Regions from separate parts of the Homo sapiens genome. Here region 1 is linked to region 2. Evidence: chromatin loops called from intact Hi-C (ENCODE). Cell type or tissue: heart right ventricle. All regions are shown on one strand. Each heading gives the region's core, and the rest is flanking DNA. Links, peaks and the distances in the headings are about the cores only.

Evidence for each region. A loop is a pair of places that touch in the nucleus more often than their neighbours do. Peaks named below come from ENCODE experiments on the same cell type or tissue, not always from the same donor. Only the 100,000 strongest peaks of a DNase experiment are listed, where the experiment ranks them.
Region 1: it touches region 2 in a loop (3-fold over the local background); 58 of 110 quality-filtered maps call a loop at or near these places.

What each region holds. Positions count from the first base shown.
Region 1 is chr12:18,850,821-18,858,983 of GRCh38, reverse strand. No RefSeq gene overlaps it. Among named protein-coding and RNA genes, the nearest start is that of CAPZA3, 120 kb to the right of the region's middle. In heart right ventricle, for the core only: no CTCF peak of the experiment used is centred there; no DNase peak of the experiment used is centred there; H3K27ac peaks cover 738 bases.
Region 2 is chr12:19,182,398-19,190,560 of GRCh38, reverse strand. All of the region lies in intron 3 of PLEKHA5 (pleckstrin homology domain containing A5), which reads right to left. Among named protein-coding and RNA genes, the nearest start is that of PLEKHA5, 57 kb to the right of the region's middle. In heart right ventricle, for the core only: a CTCF peak has its summit at 3,646 (motif pointing right); no DNase peak of the experiment used is centred there; H3K27ac peaks cover 3,889 bases.

The sequences.
Region 1 (8,163 bases), core at 2,047-6,046, 330 kb after region 2:
TACGGTCTCCAGCTGGGCTTGAGAATTAAATTGATATCAGACAGATTAACAGGAGAAACGCACACAAATTTCTACATGTGCATGGGAGCCCCCATAGGAAAATGAAGGTCCAAAGAATTGGCAAGACCTAAGTGCTTATAGAGTAGGTTGAACAAAGTGTGACAATTGTGCAAAAGTAACTAAAATGTATGGGAAGGCTAAAGGAAGATGAGTGATTTTAACAAGGTTTCCTTGTCCAGATTTTTCTGTTTCCACTCTCCATTTCTGGTGACAAGAATATTTATTCTCTCCTGGCACAGGGAGGTCAGAGTGTCCCTTTTGTATCTGTTGTTTTCCAAGTGCCTTTAGCTAGAAAAAAATCCTTCTGCCACTCTTCAGCAGGCATTGTTCTAGTGTTTGGGACTTATTTGTATATCAAAGACACAAAAATCCCTGCTTGTGTGTCTTACATTCTAGGAAGAGAAGAAATAAACATAATAAGTTAATTCTATAATACTTTAGAAAGTAATAAGTGCTGTAAAAATCAAGAAGAAGACACCTGTGTGCATGTGTGTGTATGTTGGGCGTGAGGGGTGGGCTAAGAGGGTAGCATTTTGTCGTACAGATCGCCTTCTGAGGAGAGGATATTTGAGCAAAGACTTGAAGGAGGGGAAAGACCGTTTCAGGCAGTGAGAATAGCCAGTGCAAAGCCCTCGGGTGGGAGCATGCCTGGTGTATGTAAGGAAGCTTGGAGACCAACATAAGAGTATAGTGAGCAAGATTGAGAGTGTACGAGATGAAATCAGGGAGGTCACAGGGGCAAGAGCACACAAAACCTACAGGGTATTGTCAGGGTTTGCCTTCAGGAGCCATGGGGGCATTTTGAGCAAAGTGAAGTGATCTGACTTAGATTTGAAAGGGATCACTCTGCCAAGAACATGCTGTGGAATGGTGAGTGTGGAAGTGGGGAGACTGGTAAGGATGCTACTGCAACAGTCAGGTGAAAGATGATGGTTGGAGCAGATGGTAGCAGTGGAAGTAGTGAGAAGTGACTGGACTCTGGATATATTTTATAGGACAGGCCAACAAGTTTCTCTAATAAAATGTATAGAAAGGGCATGGAATGAAAGAGGCAGAAATCAGTGATGACTCTGACATTTTGACAAGAACATCTGCAAAGGTGGAATTGTTGTCAACTCAGGCAGGAATTTTACAGGTTTGTAAGGAAATATTAAGAGTTTGATTTTTGGATCTGCTAAATTTGAAATGACTATTAGATACACAAAGAGAAATGTTGTGAAGGTAGTAAAAGAACCTGGAGTTCAGAAAAGTGTGAGTTGGAGATACAGAAATTATCTTACGTCTGACAGCCATGGAATTGGATAAGGTTATCTGGAAAATAAATGTTGAGTAAGCGAAGATGTCTAATGACTAAGCCCCAGGGTCCTTCAACCTTTAGAGGTTGGGAGAAGAGGAGATGCCAACAGTGGAGACTGAGAAGAAAACCTTAGTGAGGAAGCAGGAAAGCCAATGAAGTGTGCGATCCCAAGACAAGTGAAGAAAATGTATCAAAGAGGAGTGAATGATCTAATATGTCAAATGCTGATGATGAATTAATAGTGAGGTCACTGGTGACAACAAAGACTTAATGGTGAGAGCAAAGCCTTATTGGAGTAGATTTCTTTTTAAATTATTTTTTTCCAGCTTCATTGACTTATAATCAGCAAATAAAAATTGTGTATATTTGCATCATGTGTACTTAAGGTGTGCAACATGATGATTTGATATATGTATACGTTGTGAAATGACTCCCACAACCAAGTAATTAACACATCCATCCCTCACATTGTTACTTTGTGTGTATGTGTGTGTGTGTGTGTGTGTGTGTGTATGTGTAGTAAGAATACAAGATTTAGTCTCTTAGATTTCCAGTAAATTATATGGTATTATTAACTGTAGTCACCATACTGTACATTAGATTCCTAGAATGTACTCATCTTATAATGGGGAATTTGTACACTTTGACCAATGTCTCACCATCTCCCCCATCCTCTAGATTGCGAATAATACTGCAATGAACATGGGGGTATAGATATCCCTTTGAGGTCTTGATTTCAATTCCTTTGGAATATATACCCAGAAGTGGGATTGCTGGATCAAATGTAGTTCTTTTTTTCTTTAAATTTTGGAGGAATCTCCATATTGTTTTCTATAGTGGCTGCACCAACTTATGTTCCCATCAGCAGTACACAAGGGTTCCCTTTTGTTCACATCCTTTCCAACAGTTGTGATCTCTTTGCCATCCTGATAGGAATATGGTGATGTCTCATTGTGATTTTGATTTGCATTTCCCTGATAATTAGTGATGTTGAGCAGCTTTTCATATACATTTTGGCCATTTGTATGTCTTCTTAGGAAAAATGTCTATTCAGGTATTTTTTCATGTTTTTTTTAATTATTTCTTTTCTTTTCTTTATTTATTTTAGAGATGGGGTCTTACTATGTTGCCCAGACTGGTCTTGAACTCCTAAGCTTAAGCAATCCTCCTTCCTTGGCCTCCCAAAGTGCTGGGATTACAGACATGAGCCACCACACCGGGCCTTTTTTCCATGTTTTAACCAGATTTTCTTTTTTCTGTTGAGTTGTATGAATTTTGTATACATTTTGCATATTAGCCCCTTATTAGATATATAGTTTACAAATATTGTCTTGCATTCTGTAGGTTGCTTTTTCATTTGTGGATTGTTTTCTTTGGTGTGCAGAATGCTTTTAGTTTGATATAGCACCCCCCCCACCAACTTGTTTATTTTTGATTTTGTTGCCTGTGCTTTTGGTGTCATATTCAAAAAATCATTGCCAAGGCCAATGCCAAGGTGATTTCTCCCTGTTTTCTTCTAGGAGTTTCATGGTTTCAGGCTTATATTTAATTATTTAATCCATTTCTAGTTAATTTTTGTGTATGATATATGATAATGGTCCAATTTCGCTCTTTTGCATGTGAATATCCAGTTTTTCCAATACCATTTATTGAAGAGACTATCCTCCCCGTATTGTGTATTTTTGGCACCCTTGTTAATTATTAGTTGACCTTATGTGTGTGGGTTTATTTCTGGGTTCTCTATTCTGTTCCACCGGTTGATGTGTCTGTTTCAATGTCAGTGCCATACTGTTTTGATAGCTTTGTAATACATTTTGAAATCAGGAATTATAATGCCTCCATCTTTGTCCTTCTCTCTCAAGATTGCTTCAGCTATTAGGGGTCTTTTGTGATTCCATGTGAGTTTTAGCATGGCTTTTTCTATTCTGTGAAAAATGTCCTTTGAATTTTGATAGGGATTGCATTGAATCTATAGATTGCCTTGGGTGGTACAGACATTTTAACAATATTAGTTGTCTAATTCATGAACACATAATGTTTTTCCATTACTTGTGCTCCTTCAATTTCTTTCACCAATGCTTTATAGTTTTCAGCAAACAGATCTTTCACCTCTTTGGTTAAATTAATTCCTAAGTGTTTTATTCTTTTTGATGCTATTTGTTAATGAAAATATTTTCTTAATTTCTTTTTCAAATACTTCATTGTTAGTGTATAGAAACACAACCTGTTTTTGTAAGTTGACTTTATATCCTACAAGTTTACTGAATTACTTCTTAGTTCTAACAGCTTTTTGGTGTAGTCTTCAGAGTTTTCTATACGTAAGATCATATTGGAGCAGATTTTTAACATTGCTTATATTTTACAAAATTTTTTTCAAAATTCCACTAAAACATTATTAAAACCTTGTTATTTACAGTGGACTTTATAATATAAACTTACATTAATTTGTCCAACTTATATCTTCTTCTTACCACTTTTCTTGCTTTGCAATGCAACCAAGAATACACAATACCCAGACCATGTCAAAATGATATTGTTTGTAATTAAACTGCATTATTCAGCTAATTATTTTCTCATTTGCATTTATTTTTCTTCACAGCAGAAACTATGGCAATTTAGGGCTAATTGTTTAATACTTTCTCATAATTTACCAAAAATATGATGATATATTAATTTTTAAAAATACGTTGCATTAATCACACCAAGCACCTTGGCTGGAAGCTTACTCTCAATATGAGAACACATTATTTCTAAAGACACAAGTGACAAAATATTTCATCCCAAGATGTGGGTGGACTGTGACAAAACAGCCTGCATTCATCACTTTGTTTATTTACTAGGCAAAAGTTCAGTGACAGTGACCAATTTTTCACCTTTCCCTATATTCACAAATAGTGCCTTTCTATCATGGGTGGGGTGACCTATCCCACCCCTGACAGTGGTTTCAACCATGTGACTTGCTTTGGCAGATGGGATATTATCGGACATAAATGCAAGAAGAGACTTGAGATGGGCCTGTGTGCCGTGGTTTACTCTCTTGTGCGTCTGCCATCACCATGGGAACATGCCTGAGCTCTCTTGCTAAAAGGTGAGAGACACATGGAGCAGAACTGTGTCACCATGTCACCCCCACTGTTCTGGTCAAGACTAGCCTAGATCAGCCAACTGCCAGCTGACCCCCCAAACATGAGCAATAAGCAATGACTGTTGAATGCCACTGAAGTTTTGTAGCAAACGATTACTAATGCTGTATCCTTTTCTGGCTTTTATGTTCAAATGACTTAGTAGGGTCTGGGCTGATATCACCTGATTCTCAATGTGTCTCTTATATTCTTAGCCTTTGGCAATTCTGTCAGAGCACTTTGCCATCCTTTCCCAGACTTTCTGTGAGCAGTTCCACCCACAGCCTTTTCTGCTGCTCTCATCTCAAATTTACTTAGTCCCTCAAGGCAGCTGTCTGGTGAACACTGGAAGTTAGTGAGCACAATGAAGATAAGAGGGTAGACGTGAAAATAAAGATTTGGGAGTTACGAAAATACAGTCCATGGAAAAAGCAATGGGAATGAATGGAATTATCACAGAAGAAAGCTCAGAAAGAAAAAAAGGAGAAAACAAGGGCTGAACTTGGGAACAACTCAATACGTAAGTCCCAAAGGCGTGGAAGAAGCTACAGCAAGGAAAACAGAAAGAAGAGGTCAAATGAGTAGGAAGAGAACATGGATAGAATACTAGCTTGGAAGCCAATAATTAGAAAGTTCCAAGAAAAGGAAAGTGGCAGAAGTGTTCATTATTTTAGGATATTTCATTAGAAGTATGTCATTGGAGCTGAAAATTAAGACGTCACTGGTGATTTCTGCCAGAAAACAGAGTGAAGTAGTAGAAGCCAGACTGAAATGGAATAAGGAGTATGAGATGGGGAGGTGGAAGTGGGTATAAACCATACAAAACATTGTCTAAAGTGCATCAAAATCATTTGGGTGACGTGGTGAAAGTGTTAAAAAATAGAGATTTCTGGGTCTCACTCTCAGAAGTCCTAATTTAGTCTTACCAAGAGCCAGAAATTTGCATTTTATAAAACATCCTATTAATAAAGTCTGAACTTTTTTTTCAAAAAAGTTGGCAAAAAAAAAAAAAAAAGAAGGAAGATGCCAAAGGGAGGCCTAAGTGCTAGTGGGGGTGACAAACACTTTAAACACTTTGTAATTTTAAACTTGCTTCTAGAGAAAGCTTCTCCCCTGGGGCAATAATGTGTTGATCAGTGCATATAACGAGCAGCCTGCTTAGCAGTTGCGCTTTTCATTATAAATTGTTTAATTGGCTTTTGGTATAAATCAGTCCTGAGTTTGGGTACCATGACCTAACATCCTAGGGCCTCATGACCCTTGGAAAAACTGAATGTTGATATTTTAGCCCTTAGTAAATATCCCTCATCTTTATGTCTCCTGTTTTTTTTTTTTTTTTTTTTTTTTTTTTTTTTTTTTTTAAACTAAGAAAAAAGATTCCTAGTTGATAACCTCTAGGCAACCTTTGAAAAAAAGGAAAAGCATTTTACTGTTTTCAATCTTTGCAAAAATCCTTTTGCTATTTTTAAGTCCTTGAGAGCCCTCTCTTCTTAAACCTCTTTAACCTATCTGAATTGTAACCCTCCTATTCTACTAAAATAGTGCTATTTAAGGTGTAGGGGTGAAAAGGCAGTATCTTTTTTGTCACCTATCACAAGGGTCGTGGCTGAATACCTTATAACAAAACACAGATTAACAAGAGAAAAGCGTAACAAATTTATTATAAAAACTTGAAGGAAGTTTTACATGACATGGGTGCCTTCAGAAATAAATACCTGAAGATCCAGGGAAAACTGTGTGGTTTTTTTTAACATTTATTTTTATTTTTTCTTATTTAGTCTTTTGAGAGTCTGGCTATGTTGCCCAGACTGGATTCAAACTCCTGGCCTCAAGTGATCCTCCCACTTCAGCCTCCTGGCCACCAGCAGATTACAGGCATGTGACACTGCACGTGGCTTAAAACTTTGTGGTTTTATGCTAAGTCTGATGGAAAGAAATAGGTCATTGTGGAGAAAAATAACTGGACAAAAAGGGTATAATCTCATGGTAATAAACTTGAGGGAACTTAGCAAGACCTGTTCACTCAAGTTCTTCTTGGCTTCTCTGTGTAGCATTTTTTCTCTATGAGCTTAGGGCAGAACACCTGACATGTGAGTGTCTTATGAGCTACTTTTAGGGGAGGTAGGTCAGAGAGTGACCTTTCTAAGTTTTATTGTTTTGGGGAAGAGAGAGCAAAGAGGGAGACAAGAGGGCAGAAAGTCAGAGACACCTTCTTGCTTCTGAGACCCTCCTGTTCTCTTCAGCTCAAAAATACTCACATGTCAAGGTACTATACTTTGAGGTATTGTGTTCTGAGCCTGAGAAAAGTCACCCAATGGCTCCAAAATCCACACTGAATATCTGTTTGGTTTAAAATTTTTGACTACTCTGAAACATTAAAGATTGTCAGTGCCCCTTTTCTAAAGTTTTCTATTCTTTGGATGTTTCCTGTTTTCCATCCTGCAGTCTAATTGTGGATGGCCACAATGCATCTTTTATTCAACATTTACATAGCAGTGTCACCTAGTCAGATAGGTAGAAATGTAAACTATACAGACTATTTAGAAATCTCTGATTTCTAACTCAGCCTTTTTTTTAAAGCTGCTATCTTATGTTTCTCACTGCCTGTTAGACTTTTCAACTTGGAGTCTTTATTTCTTTTAGTGATTCTACCATGCTTTCAGAATAAAGTTTCTCCCTTAATTTTGCATGTGAGTAATTGCTGACATCTATCATTTTTTCCTTTTTGATGTACTTTGGAATCATTCTCTCAATTTCCATTGACACTGGTATCAGATGTAATTTGGATCTTTTTTAATGATCTGCAAGAATTAATGCAAAAGCATTTTTTAAAAGTTAGGTTCACCTGGGTGTAATTTACATACAATAAAATTCACTCTTTTAAGTGTGGAATTTAATGAGTTTTGACAAATGCATATACAGTCATGTTACTACCACCATGATCAAGATACAAAATATTTCTATCGCCCCAAAATGTTTCCTTGTGGCAATTTGCAGTTACTTCCTGTCCTAAACCTTTAGCCGCTGGCAACTGCCAATCTGTTTCCTGTCCCTATGATTTTGTCTTTTACAGAATGTCACATAAGTGGAATTGTTCTGTATACACACTTTTGTACGAAGCTACTTTCACTTAGTGGAATGCTTTTGAGGTTCATTTGTATTGTTGCATGTAGTTCATTCCTTTTTATGGCTGAATAGCATTCTATCATAAGAGTTGTATCACAATTTGTCTATCTATTGACCAATTGATGGATATTTGGTTGTTTCCATTCTTTGTCTACAATGAAAAAGCCTGCTGAAAACATCTGCATACAACTCTTTCTTTCCATATATATTTTCCTTGCAATAGCACTTGAAGTCATTTCTCTACTCTTGTTTCTCAAGTTCATGTTGCCCACAGAAAAATCTTAATAGTTGTTATAGTGTTTTTCACTTACTCTAAAGCTTTTAGTGGTTTTTTATTACAGGAGATTTATTAGACAAATGTCATTTCTTAGATGACTTTGTTCATTAGTTAATCTTATTGTTCATTACTTAATCTTGTTAGATAAACATCAAACCACTTGTCTTTCTATTAAAGACTTCCAAAGTTGATCTCAAAATACTTTTTCAAATTTACCGCCAATTACTCACTTTATGCTCAAACTATGCTCCTGGATTATTAACCACTCCTGGCATGACATC
Region 2 (8,163 bases), core at 1,495-5,494:
CAATAACTATATTTCCTACTAAGACTTTTAGATTGTTATCACTCATGCGCAGCATGTAAAGCTCTCTGATTTCATGATGAGGGCCACACATGTAGTACACATCTTGAATGCAATCAGTTATCTCTCAGCCTTCTCTCTTGCAGCACCTGGCACAGTGCTTTGCATTAACCTGAATAAATGAGTATTTTTTAAAAGAAATTATTTGGGGAATTGAAAGACCAAAAAAGGAAATATTTATCCAACTGATAATTCATTTACTTGTTTGCAATGCTTCAAGAGAAAGGCATTATTATCCATAAGGAAGTTTTCCTAGCTTTAAACCAGTATTTCTATCCCTGAAAATATAATTACCAGTAAATATAACAAAATATTTCCTAAAACTTTTTAACAAGATAAAGGAGGATTTCAAGATTGGGTTTTTTCTTTCAAAAGGTGAAGTGAAGCTGACACTAAGAGTAAGAGTTCAAAGAGTAAGACTCAGCTGAATAATAACTTTTAAAATATACGACACAAGGAGGAAATGAAGAAGCGCACGTTGTAAGCAGATTTTAACAATTAATAAAGAAACAAATTAATGTCTTTGGAAAAGCACAGAAAAGCAAGTAACCAAATTCCACTAGAATGAGATCAAGAATAGAAAGTGGGGGCATTAAATCACAAAAGCTCTAATGAAAGGAAAATTCTGGCTGTTCTCAAAAGAGCCCTTTTCTAAGCAACATTCTCATTTTTATTAGTTTTTCAGAAAGGAGTTATTTATGTCAATAAAATTTTAGCAGTTATGTCACCCTAGTCCTTATCATTGGTCTACACAAGACTTGAGAGCAGTCTGTTTAATGGTCTGAATAGCATGAATATGTTGATATGAGTCAAATTTATTTTCCTAACCCATTCCTGAGTTGCAGACTGGTATACCAAACTTCCTGCCTGAAATTTCCATTGGCTTTCCCACAACCATCTCAAACTTAACCTACCAAAAACGAATCTCTTGTTGATCTCCCACCTTCAATCCACAACTCCTCCCTGACCCCCTGCCCTTTCCCCCAAAAGAACAAATATTTTTTCCCATTTCTAAGCATGAACTCTCCACTCAGCTGCATGAATCACAGGGCTGCAATTTATTCCTCTCTTCTAACCCAAGAAATCCTATGTAGTCTATCTGCAAAATCTCCACTTCAAATGGTCTACCTTCCTCCATCTCTGCTGACACTTTCTTCATCTATTTACCATCTTTCTTCATTTAGACAAACGCAATAGCTTCTTAACTATTCTCCTTGTTTCTACTCTAATTCTCACATCATTTAATTCTCCAAAAACTGCCAAGACTTCAATGAAGCTACTTGGTCCTGCACAGTGTGGCCCCGGTCCCCCTCACCAGCCATGGCTAGGGGACCCCATCTTGCTTGCCTAGTTCCAGGCACACTGGGTTCTTTTAGACCCTGTGAGTGTCTTCAGCCTAGAAGATTCTTCTCTGGTAAACTAAATATATGTCCAGTCTCAGGTTCAACCCATTTAAACACACTTTATTGACCTGTGTAAAAACTTGACTAATGTCTATCTTTGCTCTATGTTGACAGCTGCAAGAATTCAGGGACAGTGCCTGTTTTATTCATCACTGTAACCCCAAAAGTTACCAGAGGTCTTGGTGTATAATAAAAGCTCAGTAAACATTGGTCATTGAAAGGCTTTCTTTTACATCGAATCCCATTTACCATTAAGTATATATAATGCCTTTACACATAAATTATAAATGCAAACAGACAATGACAAGGTAAAATAAAAAATGAATTTAATTTGAAAAAGGAATAGAATCTAAATCAACATAATATGTATTATAAATCTGTTCTTTTGTCTTTAGGGATTACAAGTTTATTAATACAGTACTTTCATAAGTTGAATCTGCAAAATAAGACCTTAAAGGTAAACAAGCATCATGGTCTGATACAGTTATTCCGTTGAAATATTTACTCTAAGTTGGCCATTGCCAGAAGCATCAATAAAATTTCAGAACCAGAAACATCATTTCTAATCTAATATGATTGAAATCTTTATATGAAAGACAGATTAATGAAATTTTAATGTTTTAAATTCTTATCTTCCTATATTTTTCTTTCTCATACATTCATTACACTAGAAGTATAATTTTTGTCTTTTCAAAGTGAAAATAACATGCTGATCTGAAAACAGATTTTATTTATGAAAAAAATGTATTAAGGTAGGATGAAAGAAAGAGGAGGGAAATAACAATTTTGGGGGAAGGTAGGAGCAGAGAGGATTGGTAACTTTAAATTGCCTCTCTAATTCTACTTCAAAGTCCTTATGTCCTTAATGTTAAAGTAAAATTCTAGTCTGGACACTTCTTTACACTCAACTCTATTTGTACCTGCTCTTGACAACCTAGTAATGTTCAAACCTGCATATGTGTGAAGTGGCCACACTTTCCTTACCACCCAATTGACTTCATTTTTTTCTATTTTTCATAATGACCTTGATGAGAATGGCAATGTTCTGACAGGTGGCAGACCAAAAATGGTTTTCATTGCTTGAAGAAAAAAACACAAATATGTAAGTAATTTGTCAAAGAATCTTAGCAAACAAGTAGTCGTTTCTGTGAAGCTTGGTCAGCCACCACTTACTAGGCACTCTATCAGAAGAAATGTTTCTCACCCAACTGGGAAAGAAACATAAATTGAAACAGATCACATTTAAAAAATATTAAAATGGTCTAGTTTCATTTTCATAAAAATATGTTCTTGTATGTTACCTTTATGGGTTCTACACCTCAGTAAGGTAGAGACACTCATTCATCTCAATTACCATTCTTTTCCTACTTCTCTAAGTGTTCCATTTAAAATCATCAGATAGGAATACAGAACTTATCTATATTCTGGTCCCCTTCCACACTAAAAAGATCTGACTTTTATATCCAGTAGGATATTGCAGAAATGGCAAAACTTGACCTCTGAGCTAGGTCACTGAAGCCCTTGTGGCTTCTCTTTGCTTTCTCTTGCATCACTAACTAGGGGTAAAGCCAAGCACCATGACTGACGAACTGAAGCCACCTGCTAACAACCTGGATCAACCTGGAAACAGTTCCTCTAGCCCCAGACAAGCCTGCATCTTAACTGTAATTAAGACTAACATCTTAACTATAATCTCCTAAGAGAACCTGAGCCAGAACCACCCAGCTAAGTCACTTACATAATTCCTGACTCACAGAAACTGAGATATTAAATACTTACTGTTGACTAAGACACAATATTTCCTCAGTTTTCATTCACCATGTGTACTACCAATTAAGTTCAGTGTATCTAGAAATTTTAGATTTAGATAGGAAAACACTTTGCAATCCAAACCTGGAGTGCAAAAAGTCAGATCTAGACATAGCAAAAGCGGGCTTTTGGAACTTCATTTGTAAGACCTCACATATGTTAACTTGTTTCTAATGGCCAGAATGCTACTAGACAAGGCACTTTAGAGTACTGATAAAGACATTCATATAGAAGATGCTCATTACATGCTTGATACATCAGTGAACCAATAAATGCAGGTGGAATAAAAGAAACTATAATGCCATAGGTGGTTAGAGTCATAGGACACACATCTTTGTAATTACTTATTTACAACATCTCTTTCAACCACCAGAGGGCAGAAACAGCATATTGTTATTCCTCGACCTTCTGATTTAACAAAGCATTTAGAAGGAATAAAATATAAATTCTGCCCAAAGAGAAAGGAATGTTTCTTAATAAATAGGAAGCTATTAAATTCTGCATACAATGCCCAAAAAAGCTTATAGATGAAAGCTCAGTTAGAATATAGGACTTCAAGGGGTGGATACGAACCATAAATGGTATTCTAAAAAAGGAAGAAAGCAAAAAACAAGAGGTTGAGAGCTTTGGGTCAGTTTCAAAAAAACATGACCAGAGGGAATGTAGACTGGACTCAATTTCAATCTAAACTTTTTACTCTTACTCCATTTCTTCTAGCTACTAATTAGAAAGTAGTTGGCATTATTCTATAGAAGAAAGTAAATTTGGTATACTAAATTCGAGCTTATTTTCAGTTATTCACGTTATTACCATCCAACTTTCTTGTTCTATTTCATCAAAACGAACATCATTGTGAACCTGCCAGGAGCTACATCTACTGCCAAGTGCAGTGACCAGAAAGAAACAATCACCCTCACTGTGGCCAACCTAACTTAGAACTATTATCTGACTGCAGATGTGACAATGTCCTTTGATATTTTATTATATATCAAGTACTTCCCAACTGCTCTGTTATTTTTAATGGTACCACCCATCAAACAGTTTATTGAATTATATTTCTATATATCGTCATTTTCTACTGAACTGAAAGCTTACTCCTAACAAAATTAGCACAGCCATTTTCCTTTTTTCTTCAAGTTACCTAACTAAGCTAGAGCCAGGGACAACTAGCCTTATTATTAGTATTTTATGGGACCTCTGGCAAATTACGTTGTATCTATGGGTTTATGGTCTGAGTCCTAAGACATGTATGTGGTTGGCAAGTATATTTATAAGCCTAGAGAGACAGATAACAAATGAAATGCAATCCAAATATTTCACAAAGGATATTCTTATGAAAGAGACTGAAGAAGATAAATGTGTTAATTCTTGATTAATCCAAAAGGCATTAATAAAAATATCCCATCCCCTCAACTACAATAAATAACAAGATTTTATATGTATGTGTGTGTTATTAATTAGTTAATGGCTATCCTTGGAACAACTTGATCTTCATTACTTTTTGTTTCATTGGGCCCCTACAGATATGGAGACTCCCGAATCATTTGCATTCTTTAAGATATGTTAAGTACACAGGCATTCTTCATGGGAATGGGACTCTTCCAGCCTCAAATAACAGAAAATCCAATTCAAATTAGCTTAAACAAAAGGAGGGAATGTATTGGTTCAATTAATTTAAAAGTTCAGGAGTAGATTCAGGAATGGCTAGATCCAGAGACTCAACTAATATGATAAAGTGTGTATCTATCTGTCTCCGTTCTTTACCTCCTACTCTTCTCTCTCCTCCTCCCAGGCCATCCCTACCCCTCCTCTCTCTGTCTTTCTCTCTGTTATTGCCCCATGAGGACAGCTCTAGGCTGACATCTTTACAGCTTCAAATCCAACATAAGACATTCTCGTTCTCCAGAGCTTAAGGAAAGTCCCAGGATCTAGTATTACTGGTCCAGCTTACATAATGTGCACACCCTGGTCAATGACAGGATCAGGAGGTATGGAACAAATACTGACCAGACCTGAGTATAATAACAAGTACTGAATAAGGAGTTTTTCTCCAAGGTAAATGTGAGTTAGATTCTCAGAAGAAACAGAGGATGGACAGGGCACAAAAGAAATGTACGCCATCTCTGTATCACAGTTTCAAAGAGGTCCATTAATCTCCTCTCCAAAGTGAAGAACCAATGTTAAAAGAAAAAAAAAAAAGGTATAGAGAAGAAGTACATTTCTAAAATGTCGATTTAAATCTAACCCTGCACTATATTGCTCACAAGTAACTGATACCTTAATCAAATACAGTGCCTTACTCTGCTTCCTCAACTTGTAAGCACTGCATTTGCCTCCACCGACTATATAACAATCACTTCTTGAAGTACTGTTTTGTCTTCTGACTGTGGCTTCCAGGACCTGCATTAGCGGAGTTCTACCTCTCTGATTTTTATAGGTATTCCCCAGTGTCCTCTCCTCTTTTTCTATCTTATCACTTCTATTCAAGTAACTCTCAAATATTCATTTCCAGGCTAAAAATTCTTTGAAAAATTCCATTCCCGCATTTTTAAAAACCAAATGTAGATCTCAAAACCTATAGCCACACCCAAAATATTCAAAACAAACATCACTTATTCTCTTCAACAAAATTAGCCTTTCCTACCTCTCAATCTATCTGTGAAATGATCTGATCATTCAGACATTCTGTCTTCCATGAAGACTTCCTTCCCCTCTCTCTTCACAAGACAGGGGTATGCTTTCACAGCACCCTACTCACCGGCACAGTACTTATCCCATTTCATTGTGATGACTAGCTTACTTACTGAGCTCTTACACGAGAATATAAACTCACTAGCAAGGGCATAGCTGTATCTCACATGTACATCCTACATCCAAGTACAAATAGCCAGTACATAAAAAGTCCCCAGCAAATGTTTAATGAGAAAGGGGCAGAGGGATTCATTTTTATTAAAGATCTGTCAGCCATAAAACCAGATTTTTGGGGGTTTACTATTCAAATAGACTATGGCTTGATAAATAAGGTCTAGGCAACAAGACTGCTACCAAAATTTATACAGCAAAAAGTCAGGGAATAGAATGAAAATTTAAAAATCACTACTTTCTTCTTATCTTTTTCATAGCCATTCCCCGAGGATTTTTAAAATTACTTTTAAAATAATAATAATAGATATTAAACACTAGGAAACTTTGTTCCTCCAAAGGACTAAAAACAACAGTCCATCCATAGGCACCAGACGTGGTTTCTGTAGAGGCCTTAACAAATTTTTCCTTATAAGACCAGGCACAGTGGCTCATGCCTGTAATCCCAGCACTTTGGGAGGCTAAGGCAGGTGGATAATCTGAGGTCAGGAGTTCGAGACCAGCCTGGCCAACATGGTGAAACCCTGTCTCTACAAAAAAACACAAAAATTAGCTGGGCGTGGTGGTGCACACCTGTAGTCCCACCTACTCGGGAGGCTGAGGCAGGAGAATCGTTTGAACCTGGCAGGCAGAGGGTGCGGTGAGCCAAGATCACGCCACTGTGCTCCAGCCTGGGCAATAGAGCAAGACTCCATCTCAAAAAATAAAAAAAGAAAGAAAATAAAAAAATTTTCCCTTGTAAGTATCAAGCAATCCAGCTGCTGTTCCTTGAAACACCAAGAGATGGCCTTTTGGGGCAGAGCAGACTGAGAACAACTAACTCAATCATTGAAACCCAAACCACTTGCTTCTCAGTGACATGCCTCTTAACATTAAAGTGTCGTTACAATCTGAATTTTGGTTTGAGAAATTCATTATTATCGGTTTCTGTGACACTAAACATACTACTTAATATTCTACATTTTCTCACCTGTAAAATGATAATACTAATAATTATCCCACAGGGTTGTTGATAATAAGTGAACATGTAGGAAAAGTACCTAAAGCACATTTGGTGCTCATGAAAGAGAATATGATAACAGTGGCTCTCTGGCACTCAGAGGAAACTAAGGTTTGCTGGCTTCACTAAGCTGACACCTCTTTCCAGAGTCAGCTGATAATGATAACAGCTTTCTTTAATCTATACAAGGGAGATACTATTTATACTCATCTATCTATCTATGTAAAATACAATAATATTTCCTTTTCATGACTCCTTAAGTTGTATATAATTTTAAACAAACTTGCACATTGAATTCATCCTTGCTGTTTCCCCCACTCTCCTTTTAATCTCCTTTAAGTTAACCATGTTTTGGTGTTTATTTTCACTAGTGGTTTTTAAACTTTAATTAGCAACAGCTCTGTTTCATTGCTCTTCAGAAATTTAACTTTCAAAAAACATAAACTTGTTTTGTTCATCTGTGACGAAATGACAACAGCTTTGTTTTGTGGGACGTTTAAACATTATTCTCTTTGATTTTCTTCTTAAGACTGTTCACACTGACACCAAATAGTTGCAGTCTGTGTTGTTTTAGTACATTACACATAACCTTAGAAACCTTATCCTATTCAGTCTGGCATTTGACAGCAAATAAGAAAGTTAAATATGCTGTATTTCTAATATTATACTTGTTGGGTTCAGTACTTATACTTATTTTTGTTTATTTCTAAGCAGCAGACAAAATGTTTCTGGTATTTTATTTCTTCTCCATTACTTCTGTATAATTCTGACGGCAATAATGCAAGGCAACATTAATTCAATGTAAAGCAGGCACTAGAAATATGGTAAGGGAGAAGAGGAGGGTCTAGTCAATGCTACTTCGTCTTGCTATTGTTAGAGTACTCAAATTAAAAGTACATTTCAACTTCCATTATTAACTATAAGCAAAATTACAAATAACATGGACATTTTCCTAAAACCACCTTGGTTCCATTAAATTTTGTCATTCATTTTAAAGTTCCCATATACAACACCTTTGCAAGAAACTGAAGC